Regions from separate parts of the Mus musculus genome. Here all the other regions are linked to region 1. Evidence: chromatin loops called from intact Hi-C (ENCODE). Cell type or tissue: left cerebral cortex. All regions are shown on one strand. Links, peaks and the distances in the headings refer to the core of each region. The heading gives the core; the rest is flanking DNA.

Evidence for each region. Hi-C counts contacts between places; a loop is a spot of excess contacts. Peaks named below come from ENCODE experiments on the same cell type or tissue, not always from the same donor. Only the 100,000 strongest peaks of a DNase experiment are listed, where the experiment ranks them.
Region 2: it touches region 1 in a loop (3.0-fold over the local background); 2 of 42 quality-filtered maps call a loop at or near these places.
Region 3: a loop joins it to region 1, with 4 times the contacts of the local background. A loop is called at or near these places in 2 of 42 quality-filtered maps.

What each region holds. Positions count from the first base shown.
Region 1 is chr6:17,908,862-17,919,492 of GRCm38, forward strand. The region is part of intron 12 of St7 (suppression of tumorigenicity 7); the gene reads left to right. Among named protein-coding and RNA genes, the nearest start is that of Gm52894, 73 kb to the left of the region's middle. In left cerebral cortex, for the core only: no CTCF peak of the experiment used is centred there; DNase peaks (open chromatin) are centred at 5,614 and 8,667; H3K27ac peaks cover 2,993 bases.
Region 2 is chr6:17,757,749-17,768,379 of GRCm38, forward strand. The region is part of intron 1 of St7 (suppression of tumorigenicity 7); the gene reads left to right. Gm52895 (a long non-coding RNA gene) reads right to left here and starts at 4,399. Exons shown (of 2, transcript XR_003956411.1): 1 at 4,325-4,399; 2 at 1-1,722. In left cerebral cortex, for the core only: no CTCF peak of the experiment used is centred there; DNase peaks (open chromatin) are centred at 5,380, 6,374, 7,031 and 8,739; H3K27ac peaks cover 1,089 bases.
Region 3 is chr6:17,854,387-17,865,017 of GRCm38, forward strand. It overlaps St7 (suppression of tumorigenicity 7), which reads left to right. Exons shown (of 16, transcript NM_001289624.1): 9 at 545-642. Among named protein-coding and RNA genes, the nearest start is that of Gm52894, 19 kb to the left of the region's middle. In left cerebral cortex, for the core only: no CTCF peak of the experiment used is centred there; DNase peaks (open chromatin) are centred at 5,405, 6,304 and 6,737; H3K27ac peaks cover 2,586 bases.

The sequences.
Region 1 (10,631 bases), core at 1,815-9,814:
CACTGCCAATTATAATTATTCTAAAAGTGGAAATGCCCAAAGTGTTGCTTTAATTGGTACACAATAATTGCATATATCTATGAAATAGAATGTGGCATTTCAATATATGTATACAGTGCATAGTGGTGACATAAGAGAAAATGTCCTATCGTTTTAGAAGTACAGAATTTCTTTGAGAGGATTTCAGTTATTTAACCTCACTTAATTTTTCTAATCATAAGAACAGAGAAGAGAGTAGTGTATTATGCATTTAATCTCTACATGGGGAGGATTTACTGATTTTGGTTCAAAGTTTCAGTCAATCATGGAGGGGAGAGCTGAAATTCAGAAAAAAGACAGAGAGGGAAGAAGAGAGGAAGGGAGGGAGAGAAAGGGTAAGAGATGGAAAGGAATAAGCCTGTGTAGTACAGCCTTCTTCCTGCTTTTCTTCCTCTGGTCTTGTAGCCTATGGGATGGTGTTAACATTTTCTCTGAAACACTCCTAGGCACTTCTCCAGTAAAGTTAACTAGCAAGATGAACCATTTTAAGTTTACCCTTCACTGACACCCAGGCATATCTCTTAAATCACAGTGGTCACGTTAGGTTCCTCAAGGCTCATGTGCATCATTTTCTTTTAACTGTGTGTGTCCATGTTCATCTGTGTGAGTGCATGTGTATGTGAGTGCACATTTGCTGTTCCCGGGTGCCTTCACCCTTTGGTTGTTGCTGTTTCGTTTATTGTTTTGAGCTAAAGTCTCAGTGGCCTGGAGTTTATATGCTAAGCTGGCTGACCGCTAAGCTCCAAGGATCCACCTGTTTCTCCCCCTCCAGCACTGGGACTGTAAGTGCATGTGGCCAGACTCAGCACTTCACATGGGTTCTGGCGACCAAACTTTGTTCTACTCACTTGTAAGGCAAACTCTTTACTAACTGAGCTAATACCCCAACTCTCACATCCTATTTCCAATACAAAATACAATCTGTTTCCAATAGTCTTAGTCTATCCTTGTTGAAAAGCTCAAGTTCAGAGCCTACACTGAGACTCAACACAAACATTTTCTCTTAAAATCCTTTAAAATAAAATTTAAAAAATTAAGTAACGCACTTTCAGTGGCCCAGAGCAAGTATTCCTATTTCAAGATGTCTAAATAAGAAAACACAGATGAGGAATGGGACCAGTACAAGATTAAAACCTAGGTAAATATTCAATATTGAAACTCCAAGTTTGGTATCTGAATCACATGGTAGCATGAAATGAATTCCCAAGGGCTTTGGCAGTCGAGCCACTACTACCTTTCTGGCTGTAGGCCCAAGGCCCCCTTCTTAGACTGGCTCTGCTCCCAGCCTGTAGATTTCCTTTTCAGATGGGCTTGGGTCCTAGAATCTAACTTCCAAGGGTGTCCTCTCCATTTGACCTCTGGCTCTGTTGTCATAGCTTCACTCTTCACCCTTTGGAGGCCACCTGAAGAGAAGCTGACCCTGACACCCATTACCTGGCCTCCCAGGCTTTTCTTAGAATTGATCATAGAAGCTTTCAGGATCCGTAATTCTTACATTCTGCATATCTATCATAATTAGCACAATGTGGATGATTCCAAAGTCTTCTTCAGTACAAGCTCTCCAGGACTGCAGCTGCAGCAACCTCGAGTGCCTAGACGACTGGAGACAGCTCTTCTCTTAGTGGCTCTGTGCATGGGGAGAGGACTTCTCAAAGACACATTTTTCAGATGAGTTCAAACTTTTATAGCTTTAAGCCTGTGATAAATGAGGTCTGGATAATTTCTAAGATTTCCTCAAAGTACCCTTCTTATTGTCCTTATTCTAGGTATTTAGTTTCCTTTTAATGATCCTGCCATACTTTCTTTGGCCTCAGAGCTATACATGGTTCTTTTATGAGTAAGCTCTAAGCTTTTCTAAAGCTTTCCACTGTGCTGGTGTTTGTTTGTTTGTTTTGTTTTGTTTTTTAAATCACAGTTCTCACTGTAAACTTGGCTAAAATCAGCGAGCAGTAACCATGTCATAACTTGAATTATTGGTGGCCTTGAAATTTCTTCCACTAAAAGATTAAATCTACCACTTTTAAACTCAACTTTGCTTCATTTAGAGTATTAAGGCATGAATAACAAACAATGTCTAGTCCAATTCCTATGATTATAGCCTTTCCTAACTACATTCCCGGGCATTCTCATCTCATGAAGGCTCATCAGAATTGCCTACTATGTTCTGCTTATAGCATTCTAGATCAAACGTTTCCAACTCTTTACCACAAAGCAGTTTCAAAGGCCTCTGAACCACACTGTCAAATATCACAACAATGACCCTGCTTGTCTGGTATGCATTTTCTGCATTAATGTTGCTATCATGCAAAATAATCCGATGGAGCAATTAAAGGGAGAGATTATTTATTTTGGCTAATCAGATTAGGAGGAGCATAGCAGAATGGAGTAGCTTTTATCATGGCAACCCAGAGAGGGAAATGAAGAGGATAAGTGGGAAACCTGGGAGGTAAGAGAATAGAAAGGAGGTAAGAGAATAGTGGGAGAGAAACAGGCAGAGAAATGAATGTGCCCCTGCTGCTCAACTCTCTTCTTTGCTACCTTTATTTTATCAGGGCCCCTAGCCTAGGGGATGTTGCTGCCCACATCCAGGGTAGGTCTTCTCTTCTCAGTTAATCCTCTCTGAACGCTTTCACAGGTAAACCCAGAGATGTGCTTTAGGAATTACCTAAGTGCTTCTCAGTCTGGTCAAACTGACAGCCAGGATCCCCATCAGAGACAGAGCACCTAGGGTCACTTAGTTTCCATCAGTTTCACCTGATTGGTGATTGTACTGTAGGGAGACTCCACCTGTTTACATTTCACAAACTAAGGTTTTAGAATTAACCACAAAACTTTGATACACATACTAAATAGAGGGTACTCCAGACATCTTTTATACACACTCTAGTTCCTAACACTGTAGCAAACATACCTACACACACAAGTTGCATACTTGCTATAAATCCTTCAGCTCCTATTGATGATCCACTAAATCACCACCAAATTCCTGACAGTTCCTTCATAATATTAAGGTAATTAAATTTTTTTTAGTTATTTTTATACCACTCATTTATTTCCTGTAACAATACTGTTAAATGTTCCATATTATCATCTCTGTTACTCAAGTGAGGGAACTAAATCCAAAATGTGTGAATTATATAGGGAGAAGCCTCTGGAGGAAGGACATTCCCAGCCCTGGGCTAGAAAGTTCAAGGTTAGGGGCAGGCCTGCCAGGAAGGATACTGGGAGAACCTGGAGGCCAGGCCTGCTTTGATATGTAAACTATGCACCTCAGTCTCTTGTCAAACACTCCTAAAGCTGCAACCCTTTAATACAGTTCCCCACGTTGGTGCACCCCAATCATAAAAGTGTTTCATTGCTACTTCGTAACTGTGATTTTGCTACTCTTGTGAATCATAATTTAAATATCAGATATGCAGGATATCTAAAGGGGTCACGAGCCACAGGTCGAGAACTGCTTGAGTTTGAGTGTTGGTGTGATACTCAACCCAGCCCCAGAATATGCAGAATGAACAAAGCATCTTCTCAGCCCTGAAGCCCTCAAGCATGCTGACCCTAACAGTTGAACCTTGGCAGACTAGAAAGTGTGGCTGGGAAGGCCCCCAAGCCCTGTGTTCTCTGCTGTCCCAGCACTGTCCCTGACTGCTCAGCTTACACTTGACCACTCACAGTAGTTTAGCTTCCAAGGGAAGGAAGCATGGAAATGAAAACCAACATTCTCCCTCGCGCAGAAATCTTGGAGACCTTAATTAATAAACAAGGCCAGAGTTCTTCCAGCTGAAAGTGAAGAGTCGACTAACCCAGCATGCGCAGTCAGCTTCCCGGTGTGTGCTAGTGAGTGGGACAATCAGCTTAGGAAATGCAAAGATTTGCTTCCCACACACTTCCAGAGGTTTGGGCCTGTTGGCTGTCCATTAGATCTGTGGTGCAGCATAGATTTCAGCAGAAGTTTATGGAGGAGGAAACTGCCTATCTAATAGGTACAGGGAAACAGACAGAAAGGAGACACCTGGCCCTGGGGACATTTCATAGCCAGTCTACAGTACCCAGCAGCACAAACCACCTATGCATCTAGTCTAAAGAACGTACAACAGATGTCCAGGGGCCACCACTACCTCGGAAACTCTCAAGTGACTGACCCCCACCCATAGAACTGGAGGTGCCACAACTGCTTTGAACAGCATAGACAGGCTGAGGAGCCATGGCTAGCTCCCTGCAGTGAGAAATAATATGGATGGAATACTCAAGAGAAATCACAAACAGCCATAGGGGAAAACTTTTGTCTTAATTTTTCCTGATGTTCCTTCCTCACAGAGAAGGATGCTTACCGTATCACTGAAACTCAATTTACCCACAGGACAGCCTGATGGAAGGACTTCACCTAATTGATAACTAAGTTTTTAATCAAACTCTGCATATTAAGATGTGAGAAAATTTTAAAAAGGATTAAATTTATGACAGAAATGCATTACCTTCAAAAATCACTATTTCTTTCAAAAAGTTCATCTATTGTCAATTTAAAAATTCATTTCACAGTGATTTCAAGAGGGATGTGAAGGAAAAATATCTCAGTATATATGCTAATGAGGTGACTGCACTCATTGTTAGGATGATGGGAACTCTACTTCATGTATACTCTAAAGCAATCCTCTCTTTATATCTTGGTAAAGCTGATTGACAGAGGATAAAAATCGCTTTTTAATCCAATTTAGGAAACAATGTGTAGTGAGTTTTAGCATTTAAAGATGCCTGAAGCATGGAAGCAGAATTCAAAATATGCTGCCAGATTGTGATATTGTATATCAGTGGTATATTGCAGAAATATTATTTCAGTATACATTTCTTCGAGCCATATTTTGTTCCAGAGTCATTTTTGCAAGAAAGTAAGGAGATATGTTGTAGAAGCAAAACCCAAAGGAAAAGGAACAGAAAACAGTTTTAAAGTCAGATTTCTCAAGCATAGAAAGTCCCTAAGGAGTCCTTTCTAACAAAGCATGTTGCTCATGTTGGTACTGCACCTTGGAAGGTCTCTCCAGCCAAGGGCTCCAAAGTTGCCCCGACCTCAGCCAACAGATCCTATGGCTTCTTCTTAGCCCTCATCCTGTTTTTGGTTTTGTTTTGTCTTGTTTTGTTTGTTTTTGTTTTGTTTTGGCGTGGTTTTGTTTTTGTTTTATCTTGTTTTGCTTTGCTTTTTCTCCTCCGCCTTTGGTTCCTCTGGCAGACCTTCACGCTTCTTCATTAGGAACTGTTGGACATTAACCCAGTGCATCTTGCATGTTTTGCTGGAGCAGTGAGTCACAGCACCCAGCCTCCAGCCACTTCTTACATCTAGAGGTAGCCCCAACCCCACGCCACTTCTACCCCTGAGTCCCAGACACACTCCTCTGTGTCCTTTTTACTTATTCATGCTGGTTTTGGGGAGAGCCCTTTCTTCTCATGCTTAAAACTCTCCTGTAGAATTTCATAGGTTCCAGAGCTCAGCTCCTGCCTGTCTTCCCAAACTTCTTTTCTAGACTTTAGACTTCACACCTGACTCCCACAGGCCATCTGTCTAGGAAAGTTCTGCAGATACTTTAGACTCCGCTTGTCACCTTCCCACTGCGAACACACTTCTTCAAGCCCCCTGCCCCCGTGTTGAAATCCCAGCTGAGGACCTTACATTAGTCTGTGTTCCTAAGTGGCAACATTCCCAGCCTCACCCAGCTCCTCCTTCCACTTCATGTTCTGTGAGACACTTAAGTCCCAGTCCTAAGTCCCTTTCTCTTCCACTCATTTCCCCTTGGCTATGTCTATAACTTTCTAAGGATTTTCTAACTTCTGCTTCTTCCCTGCCTGTTGGTCTGGCATGTGTTCCCCTCCCCCATTTCTCTCAAAGTCTTATTCTCTCTAGGCCATTGCAGTGCCTTGGATCACTTTAGAAGCTATAATGTGTCTGCAAACTGCTTTCAGCTCTCTCTCCACATAACCCAGGTTTTTTCTTCACCGTAGAGTCAACATAGTATTTTGATTGCTTGTTTTCCCTTTGAATAGAGTAGTCTGTGTCTGAAAGTTTGGAAAATATAGAGTAATCCCATGATAGAGGACACATTCTGAAGGATGTCTTGAGTGGTGTTTTCTTATTTCCCTTCCTCGGATAGTAGCAGAAAGCATCAAGATAGAGTTCTTGATGCAAGTTCTGTCCTGTGCAACTTGTGCAGCCATGAGTTAGCTACTGAACCTCCTAAGCCCCCAGTTTTCCTATGAGTCTCTGGGGTTATGCTTGTTATGTGTTGATGTAGGCAGTTACTCTGATGATAATGTTCACACTTCACCAGAGCCTAAGTACTACCTATTCCCTTTGTTGCTCCAGGGCCATTGTCTAGCCTCACTTCTGGTCTTGGCATCTCTGCACACCCACGTTTGTCGTTCTTGCTCATTTCATCTTACTGTTGTGTCATCCCATTTCTGTAAACCTCTACAGACAGTTGTGTCTGTTTATGTCATTGTTGCTAAGTATGTTCTACTTTCTTTGCATAGGCATGATCTTGCTCCTCCTCCTTCTCTCCCACACAAAGGTTATGGAGGATCAAAGATCAAGGTAGAAGCATAGCATGATTTGCATTCATGCCCTTGGGGTAGTTTTTGGGCACTTTGTCTTGGGGCATCCTGTACATACTACAAGATCTGTGTGTTTGAGATACGGTGTGCATACTGTTCTATCTTTCCTTGAGCCTTTACATAGTTTTATGTCTGTTCTTTTGGAGGACTTGGTGTGTCCTTCTATATCTTTATATAAGTTGTGGCTAATCCCATGTCTATGAACCTGAAAACATCGTGGGTATGTCCATCTCTGTCCCTAAGGCCTACCCTACTTTGGCACTTTCATATTTCTCCTTAGGATATACTGTCAGAACGACAAATGAAGGAAAGTCACTGATGAATGGGTGAGCAGGCCGGGGAGACGCAGATACCTGTGACCATAGATGAAGATTTGTTTGTTTATTCAGACTTGCTTTATGCTTATTTCCTTGTTGGTCAATTGGTGCCCCCAGTAGCCAGATCAAGTGCTGTGATAAAACTACTCATGGGTTTAACCTAGAAACTGACTCAGTTATGTGTGGGAATTCTCCAGGATAACAGAACTCTTCTTTACAATTACGTGAGAATTTCACCTTTTATTGACTAGTAAAATGATCTGCTGTCCAGTGAATGTGTATGCACAGGTGTTTCTCCATTGGTACTTTGTAGAAGTTTTCCATATCATCATATCTCATTTCTAAACTTTGACACTATGGTACTTTGAATAGGAATGACCGCTATAGATTCATGTGTTTGAATACTTGGCCATAAGGAGTGGCACTATGAGGAGGTGTGACCTTGTTGGAGTAGGTGTGGCCTGTGGAAGGAAGAGCAAAGAAACTGGGCAACATAACCAGACTCATGGCCATACTGTAGAGCAGGATTCTAAGCAGCAATCCATAAAGGCAGGCGGCAGGCAGAAGCAGGCAACACAGGGTCCCTGGCATGGATGCCTCCTTCTGCATGACAAGAATGGCTGAATGAACCACAGTTCCTGGAGATACTTTATCTTATTACATGCATGCTGCTGAGAGAAAGGAGCAGTCAACAATGAACTTCAGCATATGTTGCTTCTATATCAATGTCACTTTTTTACATTTGAATATGTGTTTTATTGAGGAGAATTTCAAATATGAGACTACTAGATTTATATCATCTTTCCCCTCCCAGCTCTCCCCTTGAACTCCTCTATTCCCCAGGTCTGTCCACTTCCTTCTTTACTTTATGTATATGTGTGTGCTTGATTGCATGTTTTTACGTGCAGCATGAACCTGCAGGAGCTGGCACAGAGCAGAAGAGGGCATAAATTCCCTGGAACTGGAGTTGCAGGTGACTGGGAGGCAGTGTGGGCTCTGGCAGCAAAGCTGAGGACCCTGCAAGTGCAGGAAGTACTCTTACTGCTGATCCATATGTATACAGGAAAGTAATAATATAGGAAAGTGATAAAGGAAAATAATAATGATTATTACAAAAATTATGGAAATTTGAACACAAAAGAAATTAATCTCCCATAATAGTAAATATTTAGCTATTCTTAACTTTTATCCTCATGTCTTCCAATGCTTTTTAATATCCAAACATAATTTTTATTATCAAAACAATCTGCTATGTATAGTATGACAGACTGTTTTTTTTATTTAGCAAAATATCATAACATTTTCTATGCTAATAAATATTTTTCTGCTGTTGGGCTTTGGAGAGTAACTTGATAGCTGTCATATTAAGGTGCTGGAATTTAATTACCCTGTTCTTTCATATTTTTATCCCTATATTTTGCTGATGGTTTTCATATGATTAATGGTGTTGGTATTGAACATTCCAGAAATGTGAACAAATTAATTCCTTTGCATTAGTATCTATGTGAAGGATAACTTGGGAGTTGTTTTTCCTCAAGTTACTATAGAGTTTTATACCTTGAAAAGGGAAACCTTGGCAGTCTGTCACTTGGAGTGGTTTCTGTGGCAGCTTTCCTCTAAATGAGCCAGCTCTTCTTCATGCCTGCGGGAGCAGGCACCACTCATTCACACACGAGAGCCCTCTGCTTCCCTATGCTCTGGCTTTACGTGCTAATGTATCAGGCATAAGGAACACAATTCTGACACAAATTGACTTTGAAAAGTTGCTTCCGAAACCTTTAGAAGTGCTGTTCTTCAACTAGTGTGGTTGAGAATCTGGGAAGGATGTTAGAGGTAGGATGCAGGCAAGATAGCACAGAATGCTGACTTAGCTAATAGAAACCCAGTCGCTAATACAGACAGGCAGAGCATGTGCTCTGATTTGCAAAGTACAGTTAGCCTAATTGATTTCTGCATACTTGTGGATAGGGATCTGCCCTCTTCCATTTATTTTCCTCTTGACAAGTAGGATGTGAAATGTTGTTCCATGCCTTTCTAATTTAAATGTTGCACATGTTGAGACCTGATATTGCCAGCCGTTTTAAGCTTGGCCCCAAACACAGCACATTGTTGTTATTAGCCTTCATCAGTTGGTTACAGCCAACATTCTATTTGGAACTATAAGAAGTATAAATCTCCGTTATAGACATAACCTATTCCTGCCATAAAACAGATATAGCGAGAATGCCGGGCTAAGTCTCCTGGGTGAATTGCTTTTGTTGCCCTCATTACTCTGACTAGGTCAGGAGTGCTTACTTTGAGACTGTTCTTGGGAAATAATGTTTGAATTTAAGTTAGCATATGTATGTTAAAGGTGCTTTAAAGGGAGTATCGAGACAAATTAAGATCAAGACAGCAAAGTTTATGTTCTTGAGGATTTTGTGATTGAGCTGACAAAGGGGCACATATAAGCCTGGTGCTGTAGAGAGCATATCCATGCGTCAAGAACAGAGGAGCTTAGAGGGGAGCAGGGCATCACCTCACAGCCTATACTGTGGACTATGTGTGCTGTCCCTGGAGACACGGGCCTGCATCCCAAGGACACCAAGGAACCATTCTGTCTCCCTAACACTTACTACCTTTTGTCAAGGGCATGTAGATATCCTGGTGGTCAACAATTCTTTTAAAATTACATTTTGTTTTATTATTTATTATAGTTTTATTATAATGCATATTTATTTTCAATGAGTATATGTTCCTAACAAAGGGTATTTGTATATTTTTTCTTATTGTTTGAGAAATCTGTGTATCTATACAATGTGATTTTTTTAAATATAATTTTAAATTTTCTTGAAAATACAATTTTTTGTACAACATACTCTGAGCATAATTTATCCTCTCCCAGCTCCTTCAAGATCTTCCCACCTTCCTAACTACTCATCCATACCACTTTTTCTCTCTACTAGAAAACAAATAGGCAAATCCAGAATAGGACAAAACTACAAGAAAAAAAAAGAGCCAAAGAAAAAGTGTAAGAAACATGTTCAGATGCAGAAACATGCATACACTTGCACACATAGAAATCCTATTTAAAAAAAAATTGGAGACCATTCTATGTAAGCAAAAGATCTGTAAGGTCAAAATGTGCCCAGATAAGGCATTATGAAACAAAAACCCTCCAAAAATAACATTGAGTTTGTTCTATGTTGACCATTTGAGCACCCTGCCTTTAAGTGTGGTTTTATACCCAGTGAGAGTACATTAGAGAAAATTAATTTTTCTTTTGCAAATGATTGTCAATTGGAGATAGCTTCTGGGTTAAGGATGGGAGCCCATGTCTACCTGAACATCTCTGCACAGGGACTCCTTCTGGCTTACAGTGCAAGCCCTGTGCATGCTGCCACAGTCTTCTAGTTCACATCTGCATCAGCTCTGACTATAAGGCCTTGTTTCCTTGGTGTCATCCATGCCTACTGGTTCTTACAATCCTTCGACCTCCTCCTCTGCAAAGTTCCCTGAACTTCAAAGGGATTTGATGGAGATGTACCATTTAGGATTGAGTGTTCCAAGGTCTCTCACTACACATAGTCCATCTGTGGATCTTTTTGTTCCCATCTGCTTCTGGAGAAAGCGTCTCTGATGATGGTCAAGTGGGACACTGGTCTATGAGGATAGAAGAATGTCTTTAGGAGTGATTTT
Region 2 (10,631 bases), core at 1,487-9,486, 150 kb before region 1:
CATTACAATACAAAATTAGTATAGACACAATAATACTAAATTAGTATATACAAATAAATATAAATTTGTGTAGTAGAAATTTATTTTTTATGCCAGTACACATGAATCAAAGGAAAAATACTTATTACTTAAATTGGTATTATGAAATATGCAGAATATTTAAGGGAAACCACGTCATTGTTTACTTTTATTTTGTGTGTCTTTTGCTTGAATGCATGTGTGCGCATCACCTTATTTCCTGTTTCATCCAGTGGCCAGGAGTGGATATTGGATCTCTCCAATATTGGAGCAGGTTATTTGCTGCTCCATGAGTGCTGGGGACAGAACCTGGTTCCTCTGCAAGAGTAACAAGTGGTCTTGACTACTGAGCAGTCTCTTCAGCCCCGGGAAATCAGTTTTTAAAATAACATGATTCATGTTACATAAAGTATATTCAGTCTCAGTGTATAGTTTGATGGAATGTGTATATTCTTGTAGTCAGCATTATTACAATCTAGATTAAACATGCTTTTATCACACCAAAGAGGTCCCCTATGCTTTAAAGCCAGTTACCCTAGTTACAATTTTGTATAAAAAAATACACTGTATACTTTTTTTGTTCAGCATGTTTTCAGCCATGTTGTTGGAGCTATTGAGAGTTCTTAATGTTGAATAACAGAAATAAAAGTCCTGGTTCTACAGAGAGTTTATTCCTGTCCTAAGTTCTTGTGAATAAAGCTCCCATATAAATACTCTGTGAGGATTCCTCCTGTGGCCATGTTTTCAGTTCTTAGCTATGATTTGATTTTACCTGGCTGTTGGACTCTGTGGAGCTGTGCATTGAGCTTAGGACGTGACGTGTGCTAAGCAAAGCTCCTCCCAGAGCTGCATCCCCAGACCCCAGGCTTTCATTTTCCTTCTCAACAATTATATACCTGGAAGTGCCGTTTTTGAGAAATTGCCAAACCATTTCCCAGGATCATTGTATGTGTTTTACCACAGGGGAGGGGAGTTGATTTTGTCCCTGTTCTTGCCAATATTTGCTTTGTCAGCATTTTCAATTCATGCCCTTTAGTGAGCGTGTGATAGCATACTGTGATGTCAGTGAGCATTTTCTCACTCTGAAATATCTTGGGCAGATTTTCACACACTTCTTGGTCCTTTGTATGTCATCTTTTGATGAGATATCATTTAAATAACTTATTTTAAAAATGAAGTCTTTACTGAGTTTTGAGAGCTCCTCATATGCTTTGATACAGTACTTTTGTTAAATCTAGATAACGGCAATACTCTCTTATAGCATGTAGTTTTTGTTGTTGTTTTTGTGTTTTCCTAACAGTGTTGATTTTTAAGTTTTGACCAAGCCTATTTATCAGTTTCTAATGCACTATGTAAAAAGTTATGTTACTTTCAGGTTGAGAATATTTTTCCTCTATATTTTCTTCTAGATGTGTGTGCAGTGATCCATTGTGATCGCAGTTAGTGTGTGTGAATAGGGATGCTCATTTCTTTTACCCAGCAGTTGAGTTTTCATCTTGTATTTTATGGGTATGGGCATGTTAATATAGTGGTGCACGTGTGGAGGTCAGGTGATGACAACACATGTGACCTGGAGATCAGATGAGGTGCTCAGGCCAGTGGAAGCACCCGTGTCAGCTGAGCGCATGTTCCCATGCTTTCATGAAGGTAGCACGCGTCTCCCTTCATTTATGCCTTGACTCTGGTCCAGCATAGGAAATTCAGCTATAAAATTACAAAAACAGAGCTTAGAGCTGCTTTCTTAATCCATTAACAAAAGAATACACAGAGAAGAATATACTTACATCACTTAACCAGCTACATGGCCCTAGAAAAAGTACTATGTAATAGAAAAATGAACAAAAGAGATCTCCTTTCTAAGCCTTCCTGTCTTCCTCTGGGGTCACCAGCTTTCCAGAGACTCCCATATATCCATTTTCTTCCTGATCTCCAGAGATGAAGCAAAACTTCCTTCAAAATAGATTTGCTGTAACATTTGTCACCTTTAAAAATTAAAACTTAAATTTCTAAGAACTTTCCCTGATCATTTGCTTTACCTGTAATAATTTTCAAAATCTGCAGGTTTCATGACTTTATTTGATAGAGATCGAATTGCCTGAAATGGCATATGGCACATATCTTATAAATATGAATTTGTGAGTTTGTACACGTAATGCCACAAGTGCTCACATCAAACTCCCCGTTCCTGCTATGGGAAGCTTGTGGTGGTCCTGTAGGAAATTAAACCTAGTTAACTAATGTAGCCTCTGGAAACCTGCAAGGTGAATATTTCACTATATTGAGGGTTCATTTGGGCTGACATCATCCCTTTCCTGCGTTAGTCCTTGCCAGCTCTATTTTGTTAATATTTTTACGATATAAACATATATTATATAGCACAATGCTAAGGAAGCTGTGCTTTTTGTCAGGCAAGTAAGATAGCCTACATTTGTGATGTTGTTTTAGGCACCTTATCCATTAGATTGGCTTTGTTTGCCCGAAAAATGGGTGTAATAATTAATCTTGTGGCATTGTTATAATGTGTAAAGTGGACAGATCTCCTGAATGGCTAAAATTTTCCATGCTACAAACATTTGGTAGTTATGTAACGAATACATTTAATTGATATAAAATAGAGTGTAAACAAGGATAGAAGCAGCAACTTAAAGCACATACAGAAGGGAAAGAATGGGATTAAAACTAAGCATTAGCTTTGGTATCTGCCATGTGGCAGGAATGAAATTGTAATTTCTATGTGTATACTTTTATATCAATTCTCTCTCTCTCTCTCTCTCTCTGTGTCTGTCTGTCTCTCTGTCTCTCACACACACACTCTCACTTGATACTGGTCCTTTTTGTTTCTCTTCATATCCCATCTCATGGCTTCTGGTACTATTCCTCTGGGTCTTTGTAATAGTCTCCTTCACCTTTTCTCCTAATCTCTTCTTTCTCTATCCCAGAATTTCTTAACCTGTGGGCCACAACTCCCCTAGGAATCAAATGACACTTTCCCAGAGGTCACCTAAGACCATCTGCATATTATGATTCATAACAGTCAAAATTAAAGTTACAAAGTAGCAACAAAAATAATTTTCTGATTGGGGGTGCCCACAACATGAGGAGTGTATGAAAGGGTCACAGCATTAGGAAGGCTCAGAGCCACTGCTTTGCCCAGGCTTGCTCCACATGGCATTTTGTTTTTTTTTTTTAATTTGGTGATATACAGCTGACATAATTGATCTCTCCCAAAGTAAGAAACCTGACATTCCTGTTATTTTAGAAAGGCCCCTTGTGTCCTTCCAAACAGTTTTTCTCCTTACCAAGCATTTTCTTTCTTTTTTGTGATTTAAAATTAGCATTGCTTTGGAATTGTGCAATTCATATTCTGTTGTGTGAGTTAGTTTATTGACTATGGTCCTTAATGCTCAGCACCTGTTTAAAAAACATTTCAGTAATTTTTCATTGCTCTTTGAACTAAATATAAACTCCTGGACTGGGTGTTCTAAGCCAGCCACCATATGGTCCCAACTTTCCTATCTTGTCTTAACTCCTACCACTACCTTGTATATATTTGCTCTTTTCCAAAATGCATTTTCTCATACAGGGTCTTCCACTTGGACCTTCTTATTTTCCTAGCTGTTCATAGCTTTAGTAATCTTTCTATCTGATGTCCCTTCTGAATACCAACTGTCCCTTTAACCCTCATCCCATCAGCAGAGTCTTAACACATGGAACACATGTTCTCAACTTGATTTTCAATATCATCTCAATCTCTCCACCTTTCCCTGAGCCCCTTCCTGCTAAAAATAGCCTACATTTAAAGCATGCTGCTGGACAGTATAATGAAGCAGCATGGGTACTGTGTTATAAGCGCTGGGCTTGCTGGGATGGCTTCTTACTTTACTTACTAACTTACTTTACTTATTAACCATAGGCAGATGATTTAGCTTCTCAATGACTTCCTCTGTAAAGTTAGGACACACGGAATTGTGTGTTCTGGCACTGTTTTGAATTTTAAGTGCCTTAAACTAGCTGTTTCTGATGAAGGCTCAGTAAACATCTCTTGTTCTTGTAAGATGGTGTTCTACCAGTCATGTGTGTTAGTGCCTCATACCCTAAGTTACAGTGTGTTTTCCTTAAGCCTGGACTTTATTTTGTTATGTGTTAAATTGACTATTAATAATAATTTGTCCACTTAATAGTTAGCAGTATATGTGTTGAGGGAGGCTAAGAGTTATTTTTACAGAGGGAACCTTAGTGGTTTCAGGTTTTACCCTGATGTCAGCTACCAATTATACCTAATCTCATTCCAGAGAGTTTTACTTACTGAAGTAAATGCGGTAATGCCAGTGTCCTCTTTATTGTAGAAGCATGTCTGAAATCTAAATAGAATTCACACACACACACACACACACATACACGGTATTATTTTAAGCTTGATTTGAAAAGAGAATCTTTCTAAATACAAGTAGCCACCAGCTAGTATATGGTTGTTTTTTATGTTTATGTGTTTACTTTTATTTGTCTTAAAGTCATACATTTTTTAATTCTTTATTTAAAGGTTCTGTGATACTTTAATAGATACTATACCAGACTTCGTAAATACTCATTGCCACTTTTACCTTCTGAGGAAATTGATGCATGTTTTCATTTAAAATTTAGTTGATGATTATGATTGTGTGTGTGTGTGTGTGTGTGTGTGTGTGTGTGTGTGTGTGTGTGTGTGTGTGTATGCTCATACATGTGGTCAGAAGACCTTTGGCAGTTGGCTCTCTGCTTCTACTATGGGTACAGTGCTTTGAACTCAGGCAACCAGGCTTGCATGGAAAGTGCCTTTTCACTGACTGGGACATCTCACTAACCCAAACCTGTTGATTTTTTAGTGAGGGTGGACAGAGTCTATCACTATTTATAGGGAGAAAAAAATACCTGTGGGTTTGCTTCTTGCTTTGTTTCTTTTAGTATTCATAGTGGGGTACAGAAGAAATAGCTTTGTCTGTCAGTCCTTTTTAGTGCTAGTCCATGTTGGCAATCTCTGTAGTTCCAACAGCCTTGTCTCTCTTAAGCTCTTACCAAGAAGCAAAGGTAATTTTGCATTCAATGGGAGAGCTTGTTTTTTTTTTTTTTTTTTTTTTTTAAATTTATTTAGCTATCAATAAACTACTGGGCCCTGAGAACTTAGGTCATCTGCTGGGAAATGATCAGTTGCCCACCTGACTGCAGTCCATTTGTTTTCAATCCTAAATAGCCCGTCTCCAGCTTCTCTTGCTGAGGAAGCTGAAGTCTGCAAACGCCATCTGTGTGTAGTGTCAGTCTGGAACAATAATTCAGGGATGCGGAGCAGGTCTTGCCTTTGTTTCCTGATATTGTGCATTGATTTCTTTGTAAACTATTTCACATGAATGAAAGCAACATTTTCTATTTTTAGTTTTCGGCCCGGGGGTGGGGGGTGTTGCAGACTTTAAAAAAGCAACTCATCTGCAAATTCAAATTCTCATTGACACATCCAGTTTGCGTAAAGTAAAAACACAATCATAGACATTTTAACTGAGACGGTTCCATAGTTGTTAGACCCTTTCTTGCCATAGCAACTTAGTTTTTCTTCTTGCTTTTTATTTTCATTTTAGTAATGGAAATGTTCATCTTTTAGGCACTTTGGCCAGTATGAAGATTTTTTTTTTTCTGATGAATGCCTTCAGGATTTTCTTGACGTGACATTTTTAAGTAAATAAAATTAAATTCTGTCTGTGGAATTAATGTTCTCTCTCTCTCTCTCTCTGGACATTAAATGCCTCTAAAATTAGGATTAGTCTTGTTTGGTTTTCTTTTTTCCCCCCGCTATTTTCTATTTTCCATTTTCTCCCTCCCCAACTCCATTGTTTTCAATGAGTAAATTCTTTGTAAAATAGTTTGTCCTAAAACTATTAGTTTGGGGGCTAATGTGAATCAACAAACAGCTACTGATAATACAAAAAGCTAAACTATTGGGAATTCTTGACATTAATAGAGACTTCACACTTATTTTTGTAACCCATTTGGAAAGTTGTGAAGATATTAGCATCATGAGCCTGAGTTACTGGCTTTTCTTTTCCTGAGCTGGTTTACATTTGAGGAGGTCCCAGACTACCAAGTAACTAGTAGTTAGTTGCTGTTTAAAAATGGCTTCCTGGGAATGCTATTATGCTTGGAGCTCAATCCATGTGTTAAGACTTGGATTTCTTGTGCTTGACTAGAACTCCTGGAACCGTAACATTTCTAGACTGCCTTTCATTCAGCTAAGCTCTCTTCCTACAGTTGAGCTGCTGTGGGGGTGGTCATGTTACTTGTACAGATGGTTGGAAACGAGCCCACACAACATAGGATATTTTATCATTTGTATTGTGGGAGGTGGAAAAAAGTCAGGTCTGGGAAGATGGATAACCCAGAATGATCATGACTCAGTGCAGTTGGTTTATCTGCACAGGAAATTCCTGCATGATGTACTCGCTAGCAAGGGACTTCTGCTTGTTTTTGAGATTTGGTAGTAGGAGTAGTGCCGTGTGGGAGCATGGTGGGCTCTGTACCGGCTGCTGTCTGTCCAGCCTCTGTTTTGTACAAGGCATCCATAATTGTTTGAAATGGCTTCTCCAAGAACACTAGTGAGTAAGCAGGTAGAGGGCCCAGACATTTAGATGACAATTAGATCTTCGGAAAATCCTGTATACTACCAAACAGGGTTTGGTTCTGCTTCCCATTTAGTGCGTTTAAGTAGGTGTTGTGTAATAAAAACATGCTTTGCATTGGGTGGGAAAGCCCCAGTTGCTTGAGTCTACACCAGTCTAAACTGAGTTCCAGATTCTCTCCGAGAGCTATGAGTCGGTGTGGTGAAAGCCAAATTGTCTTTTCTCTTTCTTTTACTGCATTCCCCCTAATGTCCTGTTTCAAACTCTTACAAAATCTACAGATCGGTTTATAATGGCTCCTTCTTCTAATTTCAGGCTGTTGATTGAGCCCTGCATTCTGGCTGTAGGAAATTAGTGATGGGAGGAGTGAACAGTCTGCCTTGGCTAACTGCAATAGGAGGCACAGTGTTAGCCAGGGCAGTTACGTGTTTTGTGAGGCAGCTTCTCCAACAATTAGCATTTTATGCTGGTAACCAGGAGCACAAGGCACTGGCAGCATGGTATTTTTATGCAGCACACAGTTCTACCACAAAAGCTTTCTGTGGAGAACTGATTTCAAGATGAAGAGGAGACAAATTCATGATGTTACACGAGAGAGCACTCAAAATATCAAGGTTAGAATGAAAAAAAAAATAGACCAGTCAATAGTAAAGACTGGAACAGGGAAGGGTGACGCTGGCCCTTCAGGATAACTCCAGCAACCCTGGCCAGGAGTGGGCATTGACTTTTAGCATCAAGAAAATGAGTGCTATTTATTTTTCAAATCCTTCCACTGCTAGGCAAGTATGATTTTATTAGTTCTCATAAAACTTTTAAGATTATCTTCTAAATTAGTCAGTAGTGCACTTAAAAGATTTGTTTTACATAATCCCCAAGAGCTCCTTACCCCTAAGCATATGGTTCTAGGAAGGAAGGCTCAAGTGGTTCTTAGCTATGGCAAATAGTATCATCTTATACATCATGAAATTACTTATGGATATGGTTGATTGTAATAGCTGGTATGGTCTGGCTCATCTGGTTCCGTCCTGAACTGGCAGATGGGCGGCCTACTACCTAATGTGCTGCAGTAGGTTTTCAGTTGGTTTGGGTCATTGTGCTTAGTATGGGGAGATGTTGATGGTGGTTATCTTGAGTAAAGGAACAGGGGAAAGCAGTCAGGACATGGAAGAACACAGAGTATGTTTTGCAGGTATATTTTTATATATGGTATTTAAAAATATACCTTGTGAAGACTGAAAACAAACCTCTTTTCCTCTTTTTGGTCCTGAGGAGTTAGTTCCAAAGGGACTGTTCCTAAGTCTAGGCTATGATCCTGGGGGTATTGCACTCAGACTACATCCTGTGTCCCTCTTCTTTTGTGGTTGCAAAACATACTGCCTCAGCTGGTCAACCATCTTAGAGATTTGGACAGTGTTCCTGGGAGAAAATTCTGTCATAGGAGCTAGAAGAACACAAGATTTGCCAGTAATAAGCTCTGCATATTAAAAGCAGTTTAGTGTTAGAAGTTCAGGCACCAGCGATAAAGTACATGCCTGTGTCCTCCTCTTTGGGCAGCACATTTATGCAGCACACGCTGCTGTGTCATAACTCTGCATGGAATGCTCCTTGGTGAACTTCATTTTAAATACTGGGGTCCTGAGCTCCCATTCTAGGTTTTATTTGTTGCGCTAGGGTCCCAGTAGGCGGCCTAGGCTGATCTTGGCTCTGTGACTCTCACGTCTTAGCCCCTAGTCCTGATCTTGGCTCTGTGATTCTCACGTCTTAGCCCCTAGTCCTGATCTTGGCTCTGTGACTCTCACCTCTTAGCCCCTAGTCCTGATCTTGGCTCTGTGACTCTCACCTCTTAGCCCCTAGTCCTGATCTTGGCTCTGTGACTCTCACCTCTTAGCCCCTAGTCCTGATCTTGGCTCTGTGACTCTCACCTCTTAGCCCCTAGTCCTGATCTTGGCTCTGTGACTCTCACCTCTTAGCCCCTAGTCCTGAGATTCAGAGTGAGCATCAATCCCACACCCACTCCAATGCTTTCTCCACTAGTGACATGGCTATGCACATTTGGTGCAGTGGAGAGCTGATGCCTACCAGTTCCTCTGATGGGGGAAAAGGAGCCATTGCTCATGGAACAGATGCTGATATATTTAGAATTTTCTATTTTTGTCTCAGATAGTCTATGCAGTGTTCTTTGCCAGAAGAGTATATAGTTAACTCTGAATTGATCTAATGTTGAGGAATATTCACTAATTTTATTGGTCAACTTTATTTCATAAAACTACACCTTGCTACACATACCATCAAACCTTTTACCTTTCTTGTGGGGGAAAATAACCTCTACTAATTTTACTATACCCTCTTCTCCTCTTCTCACTGTGTTGATTATCAGGGACTTCTGGGGATGTGGAGATTCTGACCAAGAAAGCCTGGCTGATGTTTGTGTTAGAGTTAGTTTCCATTTAAAGGTTAGAGTCTCTGCTGCAAGTTTATTGTTTGTTTGTTTGTTTTTTCTCCCAGACATGGTTTGTCAGTATAGCCTTAGCTGTCCTGGAATTTGCTCTGCAGACAGGCTGGCCTCAAACTCTTGAGTACTCTTAAAGGCTTGTGCAAGAAGCTTATGTGTTTCCCCTCTCCTCTTTTTGAGATTAATATAACTACAGCATTTCTACCTTGCCTTTTCTCTCTCCAAACACTTCCATATGCTCCTCACCACTGGCCTTCAAATTCATTCATGATATACAGAGACCACTTACTTTTGTAGCAAGTAGATTTGTTACACATTATAAATTCTGATCTTACCAAGCTTAACTGCCTTCATCCTCCAGTGAAGACTGAGATATTTGTGTGTCAAAGAATCATGAATGGGAATGGCCCCAGTAGGTACATACATTTGAATGCTTGGCCCCCAGTTGGCGAAACATTTTTGGGAAAGTAGCCTTTGGGGATTTGAGGATATGGCCTTCCTGGAGGAAGTGTGGCAGTGGGGGTGGGCTTTGAGGTTTCAGATGACTAGAACTATTTCCAATGTGCTTCTTTGCCTGCAACTTGTAGATTAGGATGTAAGATCTTAGCCACTACTCCAGTGCCATGCCTGCCTGCCTGTTGCCATGGGACCATGAGCCCTAATAAATGTTCTCTTTTATAAGCTTCCATGGTCATGATGTCTTCCTGGTATTAGAAGATTCACTAAGACAGTCATTAAATTACCCAGACAGTGGAATGGATTTTAAAAGAGAATTAATGTTAGTGAAGAATGAACGAACACACAGAGCAGTGGCAGGACATTGGTACCAATACTTTTAAAGAATATTTGCAGAGGACAAAGGGCTGAAAACTGGTTGCTATGGGAACAATTATTTTACTGGGACATTCCCTTCAATTCTGTGTGTTCCTATATGTTGTTTCTCATTGTGCTACTATGTCTGACCTGCATCTTCTATAGCCACTTGATAGTCATTCTTTCTTTCACCCACAAATGCTCCTCTCTGCATACTTTTCTTTTCATTTAAAATATAGCTGAATTGGCTATTTTAATGAATCATATTTTGCCCTAAAAATAAGAAAGTCATTTTTCCATGAACTGCTTCTCCATAGCTTTGATAAGCAGCAGATGGACTTGTCCCTATCTACCTTCTGCTATGGTGAATGAACACTATGGCTCAGGTCAATTAGAAGCAATCTGTCTCTTTGCCTCACAGTTCTGGAGATGGGAAAGTCTAAGACTAGGAGATGTCTTGTTGAAGGAGTCTTAGATCTTTGACATTCTATCACAGAACATGGTGGCAGAGACTAAGAGAAGGTTTAGGTTCATCTTTTGTTTTTATACCAGGAGCTTGAAGGACAGTTAACCAATATGATAGGGGGATTAATTCATTCTTGGGGCCTGAGTGTCACTCCTGACACTCAGTCACCCTTAACAATCTTTCCAGTCAAGTCTGTCAGAATGCCTATGACATTTCAATATACATTTTAGAGGAGATGCAG
Region 3 (10,631 bases), core at 1,105-9,104, 55 kb before region 1:
CCAGTCACCGTCCTGGCCTCTGCGCATCTCAGTGTGTTTGCTTTACTCTGCACACACTCTACAGTTAACAGAGTAGGTCCTCTGTGCTCTGGGCAATAGCAAGGCCAAAGGACCAGGGTAGCACAAATGAGCCTCTGCATTTTTCTTTTTTTTTTTTTCTTTTCTTTTTTTAATTTTTATTAGGTATTTAGCTCATTTACATTTCCAATGCTATACCAAAAGTCCCCCATATCCACCCACCCCCACTCCCCTGCCCACCCACTCCCCCTTTTTGGCCCTGGTGTTCCCCTGTACTGGGGCATATAAAGTTTGCAAGTCCAATGGGCCTCTCTTTCCAGTGATGGCCGACTAGGCCATCTTTTGATATATATGCAGCTAGAGTCGAGAGCTCCGGGGTACTGGTTAGTTCATAATGTTGTTCCACCTATAGGGTTGCAGATCCCTTTAGCTCCTTGGCCTCTGCATTTTTCTTGCTGCTTAACTTAATGCTCTCGGTTTTTATTGATTTGTTTTTTAACTTTTGATGTTTTATCTCTCTTCTCAGGACGAGACACCAATGTCTTAGTCTATATCAAAAGAAGGCTGGCGATGTGTGCCCGGAGACTTGGAAGGACCAGAGAAGCAGTGAAGATGATGAGAGATGTGAGTTTACATCCTAGCCTGGGTTGGTAGCAGTGGACCTGAGCAAATGGGCCTCGAAGGCTGAGCCATGATAATACCATAGTCACATAAGTGCCTAAGCCAGCTTCCAAATGACCCACTGACAGAGTGAACAATCTGGGGCAATTTTCTTAATTCTGTGCTCTATTTTTCTTATCCGTAAAGTAACAGCAGTTTTTACAATAACCTCGCAAGCTTCCTGTAAGGTTTAAACGAGATAATACACAAAGTTTTTAATATAGTGTGACTGACATATTTTTTAAAATCTCAGTAGGTATCCTTATGAATCAGCCTTTGCGACTGTCAGCAGGAAACCAATAATGAGATTGGCCATTTTAGATAATTTACTTTTTTATTTTTAAACTTTAGGTCAAGGTATTTTCATTTCCATTACTTTAATTATTTTTAATTGTTTGAGAATTTTCCTGCCTCAATATTTCCTCCCAATTTCATGTGTTCTTTGTTTTTCTATACATTGAGTCCACTCAGTGCTACCAGTTTGTGTATAGTGTATGGTATATGGTCTATGGTGTATGATGTATGGTATATGTGTATTTGTATGGTGTATGTGTATGGTATATATGTATGTAATATTAAAATTTAATGTTTATGGTGTATGGTATATGTGTATGCTATATGTATATGGTATATGTGTATGATATATGTGTATGGTGTATGTTTATGGTGTATGGTATATATGTATGTTGTATGGTACATGAGTATAGCATATGGTGTATGTGTATGGTGTATGTGTGTGGTGTGTGGTGTATAGTATATGGTATATTGTGTGTGGTGTGTGGTATAGGGCCAGCTCCTAGAAGATGGGTAGCCTTCTCCCAGTAGCCATCAGTTGCCAATAGCTCCTTAGCGAGGAGTGGGAGTTAGTGTCTACACTTTCCATGTTGGGGTTTGGGTTGACCGAATCTTGTACTGGTCTCATGAATGCAGCCACAGCTCTGTGAGTTCATTCTTTCTACTTCCTGTCATGTCTGGAGAACACTGCTTCACTGTCGTCCTTTACTCCTCAGCTTCCCACAGTCCATCTTCATGCCCCTTCTGCAGTGAGCCCTGAGCCTTGGGAAGGGGTAGATGCTTTATTTATTCAGTACATAGCTTTTAGGAAATGAATTATGGGCCATCCAGTTACATTCAAATTAATATTATAATAAGCGACTCCCATGGTAGTGATTTCAACCACTTTCCCATGACTCCTGAGAACCGGGCTACTTTATTAGTTGTGGTTATCACAAGATCTACTGATCAAAGGGATTGTGATTTGGCTTATTAGCAGGTCACATGCTGAGCATGCATGTTGACCTGGGTTTCAGTCCAAGTGCTAAACTCCTGTAATGAAGTTCAAGGGAGAATGAAGAAGGAAAAGTTGTAAGCAAGAGAGACCCAAGGAGGCCATGACTGTATCCCTACAAGACAGAACAGTGGTTCGAAGGGAAAACAACTTAAGGGACTTTTGTCTTCAGTTTTGGTTGTTGTCATTAGTAAGAATCATTTTCATCAAAAGCTGATATCAATGTGAATTGCATCTGCAATTTTCCTTTTAAAAACTATCTCAAAAAATCCATTGTCAGCACTTCATTTTTCTACTATATTCCTAAATTAGAAGCTTATATCACTAACAGCCTCTATAAAAGCAAAGTGACCCAGGAGCTTACAGCGGTGGCCTCCTGCTCAGCTTTGAGTTCCTGAGCTGCACACAGGCCTGGGCAGACTGAGAGACCTTTCTCAGCTTGCCTCTGGAGGATGAGCCAGAGGACAGGAGAGGGAAAGGAAAGATTATGAAAGCGATATGCCTTAGTATAAGGAGATAGGAATGGATCAATTCGCATTCTTCTACATGATAAACCACCAGTTGTGCCAGCACCATTTGTTGAAAATGCTGTCTTTTTTCCACTGGATGGTTTTAGCTCCCTTGTTGAAGATCAAGTGACCATAGGTGTGTGGAATCATTTCTGGGTCTTCAATTCTATTCCATTGGTCTACTTTTCTGTCGTTATACCAGTACCATGCCTTTTTTTTTTTTTTTTTTTTTTTTTTTATCACTATTGCTCTGTAGTAAAGCTTTAGGTCAGGCATGGTGATTCCACCAGAGGTTCTTTTATCCTTGAGAAGAGTTTTTGCTATCCTAGGTTTTTTGTTATTCCAGATGAATTTGCAGATTGTTCTTTCTAATTCGTTGAAGAATTGAGTTGGAATTTTGATGGGGATTGCATTGAATCTGTAGATTGCTTTTGGCAAGATAGCCATTTTTACAATGTTGATCCTGCCAATCCATGAGCATGGGAGATCTTTCCATCTTCTGAGATCTTCTTTAATTTCTTTCTTCAGAGACTTGAAGTTCTTATCATACAGATCTTTCACTTCCTTAGTTAGAGTCACGCCAAGGTATTTTATACTATTTGTGACTATTGAGAAGGGTGTTGTTTCCCTAATTTATGTCTCAGCCTGTTTATTCTTTGTGTAGAGAAAGGCCAGAAACTTAGAATACACAAGATATAAGTTACAATTTGCAAAACACATGCAACTCAAGAAGAACGAAGACCAAAGTGTGGATACTTTGCCCCTTTTTAGAATTGGGAACAAAACACCCATGGAAGGAGTTACAGAGACAAAGTTTGGAGCTGAGACAAAAGGATGGACCATCTAGAGACTGCCATATCCAGGGATCCATCCCATAATCAGCCTCCAAATGCTGACACCATTGCATACACTAGCAAGCTTTTGCTGATGGGACCCTGATATAGCTGTCTCTAGTGAGACTATGCCGGGGCCTAGCAAACACAGAAGTGAATGCTCACAGTCAGCTATTGGATGGATCACAGGGCCCCCAATGGAGGAGCTAGAGAAAATACCCAAGGAGCTGAAGGGATCTGCAACCCTATGGGTGGAACAACGTTTTGAACTAACCAGTACCCTGGAGCTCTTGACTCTAGCTGCATATGTATCAAAAGATGGCCTAGTTGGCCATCACTGGAAAGAGAGGCCCATTGGACTTGCAAACTTTATATGCCCCAGTACAGAGGAAGGCCAGAGCCAAAAAGGGGGAGTGGGTGGGTAGGGGAGTGGGGGGTGGGCATGGGGGACTTTTGGGATAGCATTGGAAATGTAAATGAGGAAAATACCTAATAAAAAAAAAGAAAGAAAGCGATATGAGCTCACCCAGGATGAAATTCTTTTAATTGAAGAGAAAATTTAAAACATATTCATTATATCACATAAGAGCTAACTTTAAGAAAAGGAGGTTTCTGAGGAGACATAAATTGTTCTTAAAACTTTTCAGCTTCTAGAAGTTTCATCACCTTATACAACAAAGAAACTCTACCAGTTTCTGTGGCTGAACAGAGCTGGGACCTTAACAAAGGATGGAGTGAGAGAGTGTTTCTTTCTCCATCTTAACATCATCCAGTCATATTAATCCTTTACCTTTGTTCTTATTGTCACTGCCATCATCTCCTCCTCCTCTTCTTCCTCCTCCTCTTCTTCCTTCTCCTCCTCCCCTTCCTTCTGCTTATCTCTTATTCTTACCCTTAATTAACCTGGAGCAGGTATAATACACAGAGGAACATCTTAAAATGTACTTAGTCATTTCCATAGCAAAAGCAAATTCTAGCTATTTTAATTCAATAGTTTCCCTTGGTCTTTTTCTGCTTATTTTCTTATGCTTAAAATCAATATATCCACCATGTATATAGTATGGTTGTCTTTTGGCTCAATATTACTTACGATCTACAATTCTACTTACTGATCAAGCCCAAATATAAGTTTAGAGAGGAAGTCTAGGATGCAGGGGGAGAGACACTAGCAAGCAGTCAAGAGGCATGGCTCTGCCTTTGCCATGCCCTGGACTCAAGGAAGCTCAATTTTTTCTGTGGGTTCCTCACTTAAACTTCCATTTGCAGGGAATAATGCTTCCCACCATTAGGAAACCTCTGCTTGGTGAGGAGATTCATTAAACAAGGCAAGCACACTTGGCATGCAATTTGCATGCTTATAGTTTCTTCATATTTTCCATTACTTAAGTTATGCAGATGATTTTCTTGCCAGTTGTCTTGAAGGACATCTTGAGATAATTCCAATTTTATTTTTAAATTAAAACTTAAGCATTCATTTTTAGAAATTGTCATAGAACTATGCATATTTGCTAGGTAGAGCATGACATTTCATGCCTTCACTGTTTGCTAAATAGATTAGAGAAATTGATCCGTCATTACATCAAATCAATTTCGTTTTCTCAAGTGAATAAGTCAATCAAATAATCTATTTTGGGTTCTATTTACATATCTCTATATATCTACATATTATATGAATATTTATTTGCATATACATAGGTATGACTTTTATATTACAGATCAAAACAATCTTTCATTTCTTAAAATACCAATACACATCACCTCAGAGGCTATGGAGTATCCATCAATAGAATCTCTGACCATATTCGTATGAGGAGCAGTGCCAGTCTTGGGATAGATATGCTTTAAAGGGGAATATTGAAAGTGATGTTTCAGAAACTTCATAAGTGCCCTAGCATGCCATACAGAACACAGAGGTTGATGCCTCTCCTTTTGTTAACGCTGCTGGGCTGTAGCACAGGGTTGTCCCAGGCTGACTTGCCTCACTCCACTTGGATGAGTGAGTCATACTTCTTCAAGAGGTAACTGCTTTAACAGCATGTGTATAAACTGTCTCTCCAGAACATTTCCTCTGAGAGAATAGCACACTGGGTTCCAGGAAGCCTTCTGATAAAGGCAGGAGGATCTACTAATTCAATGAGACATAACTATCTATTCTCCATATGCATGAGTTTAAATTTTCCTTGAGCAGATTTTAAAGTGGAATGGCAGAGTTAGACTGCCATCTACATTGGAAGCAGGACCATTTAAAGAAGTTTTTCTGGAGAAGCCTTAAGGAGCACAAACTGTTACCTTGCTGTGCTCTCATTGAAAGAACAACAGGATTTCTGGGAAGGTAGCTAAAGAGAATTCCTTTTGTTTCCATGACTCAAGATTATATAATTGTTCAAATAAAACAGTGGATTTTTGTCATGAAATACTGATGAAGTAAATGTACATTTGACCCTCCCTTGTCAAGATTAATAACGTCTCCATCCTTAGAACAACATGTTAACTACTTCAGTTTCAGGGTTTTTGTTTTGTTTCGTTTTGTTTGTTTCGTTTTGTTTTATTAGAGCATTAGCTCCGTTTACATAGAACTCTTTTGCAAATAATCATATAGGAGCGCCTTAGTGCAAAAGGCGTGTTTTGGAAGTCGGTAGAGCCAAGGGACCATGTTGGCCATGGAGCTTTGCTGCAATGTGGTGACTATTCAGAATGAATGGAGTTGCACATTCTCCAGTCTTAAATGCAAGGGAAAGCCATTGTCTTGGTTCTTATCATTGGTGTTTGGTATGCAACACTGCTTTGTCTTTTTCTTTCTCCTTGTAACAGCTATGTATTTGTCTTACCTTGGTCCTATTTGAATGTATTTGAAATGGAATTCACAAGGCAGATGTCTTCTTACTCCTTAGTCATACTTCTCAAGTTATATATATGAATAAACCATAAAGATGGACTAGTCTGTCTCTCCAACAGAACCTAAAAGCTTCTGTGATCATCTGTTCAGAGCAGGTTTTGCAGATCTCAGCTCTGTGAACATTCTGAGTCATATATTCATCTGTTATGAGAAGCTGTCCTGTAGGATGAGGCAGACTGGCCTGTGTATTGTAGCGACCTATGTCCCATCAGTCTTCAGTTGTCTACAGACATTCCCAAATACACTAGGTTGCAGTGGTGATATTAATAGTGGAGAATCATTTCTCGTTAAGGAGTACCAGACTAGAGCTCCTGCAACTAAGGAGATCTGTTTCTGCAAAGACTTTATGTATGCTTCATTTGTAGCCTGAACTCTTTTTGGGCACAGGTCTCCAGAGTACCCCTAGACTTTACTAGCTTTGGCTGCAGGGCTGCTTTGCCCAGATGGAATTTTGTGGGGTATCAAGGGTAGGAAGAATAACCTAAGCTGGACCTTTTGCTGATGTCCAGGTAAAAGACCAGTGAAGAGTAGTGGCCGTCTTTGCTTCTTGTGCTGCCTTCAGATCAGTGTTTGTCGTCTTTCCCAGAGTCTGGAGCCCTTCTAAAATGCCACGTGTTTGGCCTGCTCTCTGTAGTTTTCCTTAAGTCTCAGCCATTTCCTTCAATTGTTGTATTTTACTGTTTCTACAGTATTACTTTTCTTTTTGTTTCCTGTCCTCCCAGTTGACACAGATGTCATAGCCTTCGGAAACATGTCCTCAATTTTAGAAAACCATTCTGTGTTAGTGTCTAGTCACAGCGACAAATACGTGAGATAGGAAAAGAGAGTAAAATTTTTGCTGACTCACAGTTTTAAAGGTGTCAGTTCAGATTCACATGGCTGCATGGTTTCTGGGTCGTGCTTAAGGCAATTCATTATGGTAGAAGGATATACCCAAGTTTTGGCAGTCAGGAAGAAGAGGAGGATGGGTGAAGGCCAGGGTTAAGATAGAGCCTTCAAAAGCATACAGTGAATGATCCAGTCTGCCTTAACTGCCACAGTTTCCACCATTTCCCAATAATCCATTCAGTTATACATTGAATTATGCATGTATGAATCCATTGACTATACCAAAGCCCTCATGATCCATTCACTTCCCCAGTAACCCCCACCAACGAATGTTGTGTTGGTGGCTAGGCCTTCAACATGTGAGTAGAAGAGGTATTTTATGTCTATCTCATGATATTCTTCCACTCACTGTTCTTAACATCAAAAGATTTCATCTTCCCAATTAGCCAATCCTGGGTGACAACATTTAGTCTCAGAGTCTTAAGTACCATCTAACTACTGACCAACAATTTTGTGCTGTTCACTGTGTTCTAGGAAGTGTTTTTTCGAGGTCATATCTGGTAAGCGCTCCAAAGAGTACAGTCTGCAGTCTGCTTACATCAAAAATGCTCAGAGTAAAAGTATTCAATGAATAGATCGATCCAAAGTATTTGTCAGAGGACAGTATGATGAATAAGAATTTTTTATTTCCATCCTTATCATCATCTTAAAGCTATGTCATTATGTGAAGAAAAGTTGTATATAATATGATTCAAATTTTCAATTATAAATTGGTGTTACTATAAGTTAATAGCTCTAAAACTCTATAGGCCCAGGGTCCCTTTAAAATTATTTCAAACCACAAAATTTTATATGTATAAGCTTATTTTTCATATTTACCAACTTTTAAAAATTAAAACTGATACTTTTTAAAGATTTATTCATTTCATAATAGAATTGTAAATATATTACACATGAACAAATATTCTTATGAAAAAGAACTGTCTTATTCAGGCAAAAGAAGTATAAAGGGTGTCACTGCTTTAATTCTTGTTCAGATCTCTTTAGTGCCTAGCTGAGTAGAAGACAGCCAAGGTCTCCCATCCGATTCTCAATTTACTTTCTAGTCTCAACATGTGGACTCTGGCAGTACTACAATATAAGACTAAAAAAGAAAAGTGTATATTATTATATAATAGTTTGGCTATAAAGATCCCCTGAGAAGGGGGGTTCTTTAAGGATACCCTTAGTACCATTGTACAAGCAAAAGAAAATAATGTGGAACTAGAAAATTGTACTATACCTAAAAAAAAGATTTCTGTAATATTAAATTATTATAATAAAAATTCTATTTTCTTTTGTAAATTAATTAATTAATTAATTAATTAATTCACTTTGCATCCTGATCATGGCCCCCTCCATCCTCTTCTCCTAGTCCCACTCTTACAAATCTCTTCCCCCATTTCCCCCAAGGGGAGTCCCTCTGGGTACCACCCCACCCTGGGATATCTGGTCCCAGCAGGACTAGGTACATCCTTTCCCACTGAGGTCCAACCGGGAAGTCCAGAGAAGGGGAAGGGGAGCCAATGGCAGAGAATGGAAACTATGACAGCCCCATTCCATTTGTTAGGAGACCCACACGAAGACCAAGTTGCACATTTGCTACAAATATGTGTGTGTGGGTATAGGACCAGTTTCTGCCTGCTCACTGATGGGTGGCCCAGGCTCTGTTAGTCCCCATTGTCCCAGGTTAGTTGACCCTGTCAACCTTCTTATAGTGTCCTTTACCCCTTGCTTGCTCATGTTTATCCCTGACTCTTTTACAAAACTTCCCAGGATCTGCCTGATGTTTGGCTGTGGGTCTCTGCATTTGCCTCCATCCACTTCTGGATGAAGCCCCTCAGGAGACAGTTATGCTAGGTTCCTGTCTGCAACCATAGCACATATGATAATAAAAATAGAATTATACTTTCTAAAGCATGCTTTAGAAAACATAAGGTTGGAGAGATGGCTCACTTGGTAAAGTGCCTGTCACCCAGGTGGGATGACCATATTCTCATCTCTGTCCCCTCTGTAAAAGGCAGGCGCTGCACACCTGTAGTCTTAGTGCTGAAAAGTCAAGGACTGGAGGATTCAAGAGGTTTGCTGGGCCAGTGTGTCTAGTCAATCTGTGAGCTCTGAAGTCAAAAAGAGAGAGAGAGGGAGAGAGAGAGAGAGAGAGAGAGAGAGAGAGAGAGAAAGAGAGAGAGAGAGAGAGAGAGGAGAGAGGAGAGAGGAGAGAAGATTAAGAGAGAGATAGAGAGGAGAGAGAAGAGAGAAAGGAGAGACTCTGTCTCAGAAACATAAGGTGGACCTTGGAGCTGACTATGAAATACCATATAGACCTTCAGAATGTGGATGACATTGAAGATATTGCATGCTAAGAAAGAACTCTTTTCCTGGTGGGTGCGCTGGCTGTAACCAGCCTTGGTTAGACAGTTTCTATGATGGAGAACATACTTGGCTTACTAAATGACCCATTTTCAGTGAAACAGCATGTTGGAGGCTGGAGGTTGAGCTCAGGTGTTTGTCTCAGTCACTGTCCACCTTCTTTTGTTTATTCCTCTGCATGCATCAAAAAAGAAAGACAACACGCACGGCTGGGATTAGTTAAAACTTGCCCAACATTAACTGGTTTTAATTTGGCTGTTTATCAACTAGCCAAATGAGTGATTTGTAAAAGAGTACTAATGTTCCCTATACAAACTATAAAATATATTTTATTAGAATTGTGTGTGTGTGCATAAATAAACATGCACATATGCATGTCCAGGTGGAGGCCACAGGACAATCTCAATTGATGTTCCTCAGGTACTATCTATCTTTTGAGTCTAGTCTTTAACTTGCCAAGTAATTTAGTTTGGCTGGTCAGTATACCCCAGAGCATACCTGACATCTCTTCCCCAGTACTGGGATAACAACTGTACATGTTGCCTTTTGTGTGTGTGTGGCGCGGGGAGGGGGGGGGGCTGGCTGCTCTTCCAGAGGTCCTGAGTTCAATTCCCAGCAATCCCATGGTGGTCTCATGACCATCTATAAAGGGATCTGATGCCCTCTTCTGGCATGTAGATGTACATGCAGACAGAATACACCTACATTAAAAAAACAAACAAACAAAAAACCATATGCCAGATGTGTCCTGGAACATGCCATTAGCCCCAGCATTTGGGAGGCAGATGCAGAGGCAGCAGATCTCTGCGTGAGTTCCAGGTCAGCCAAGGCTATCTAGAAAAACAAAACAAAACAATAAACAAAAATATGGGTTAAAGGGCTTGACTTCAGACTGTTAGAACTGCAGAACTTCATTTCACTGACTCTCACCACTCTGTAAGAGGATTTCTGCTCTTAATGTACAAATGAAAAACCCTTTAGGAGGAATGCTAAATGAATATTGTTGAGGGCCAATTTCTATTTCCTTTTTAGCTTATTTGTTCATTCTCAACTTTTATAGCCTTTTCTTTCCTTTCCCGACTTTTTACTCCACAAGTCATGTGATTTCCATGTATACAGTTTTTTTTGTTTCTTTCTTTAAGAATATCATGGGTTGTTATGGACAACTTGATAGCTTGATCTTGAGTTGT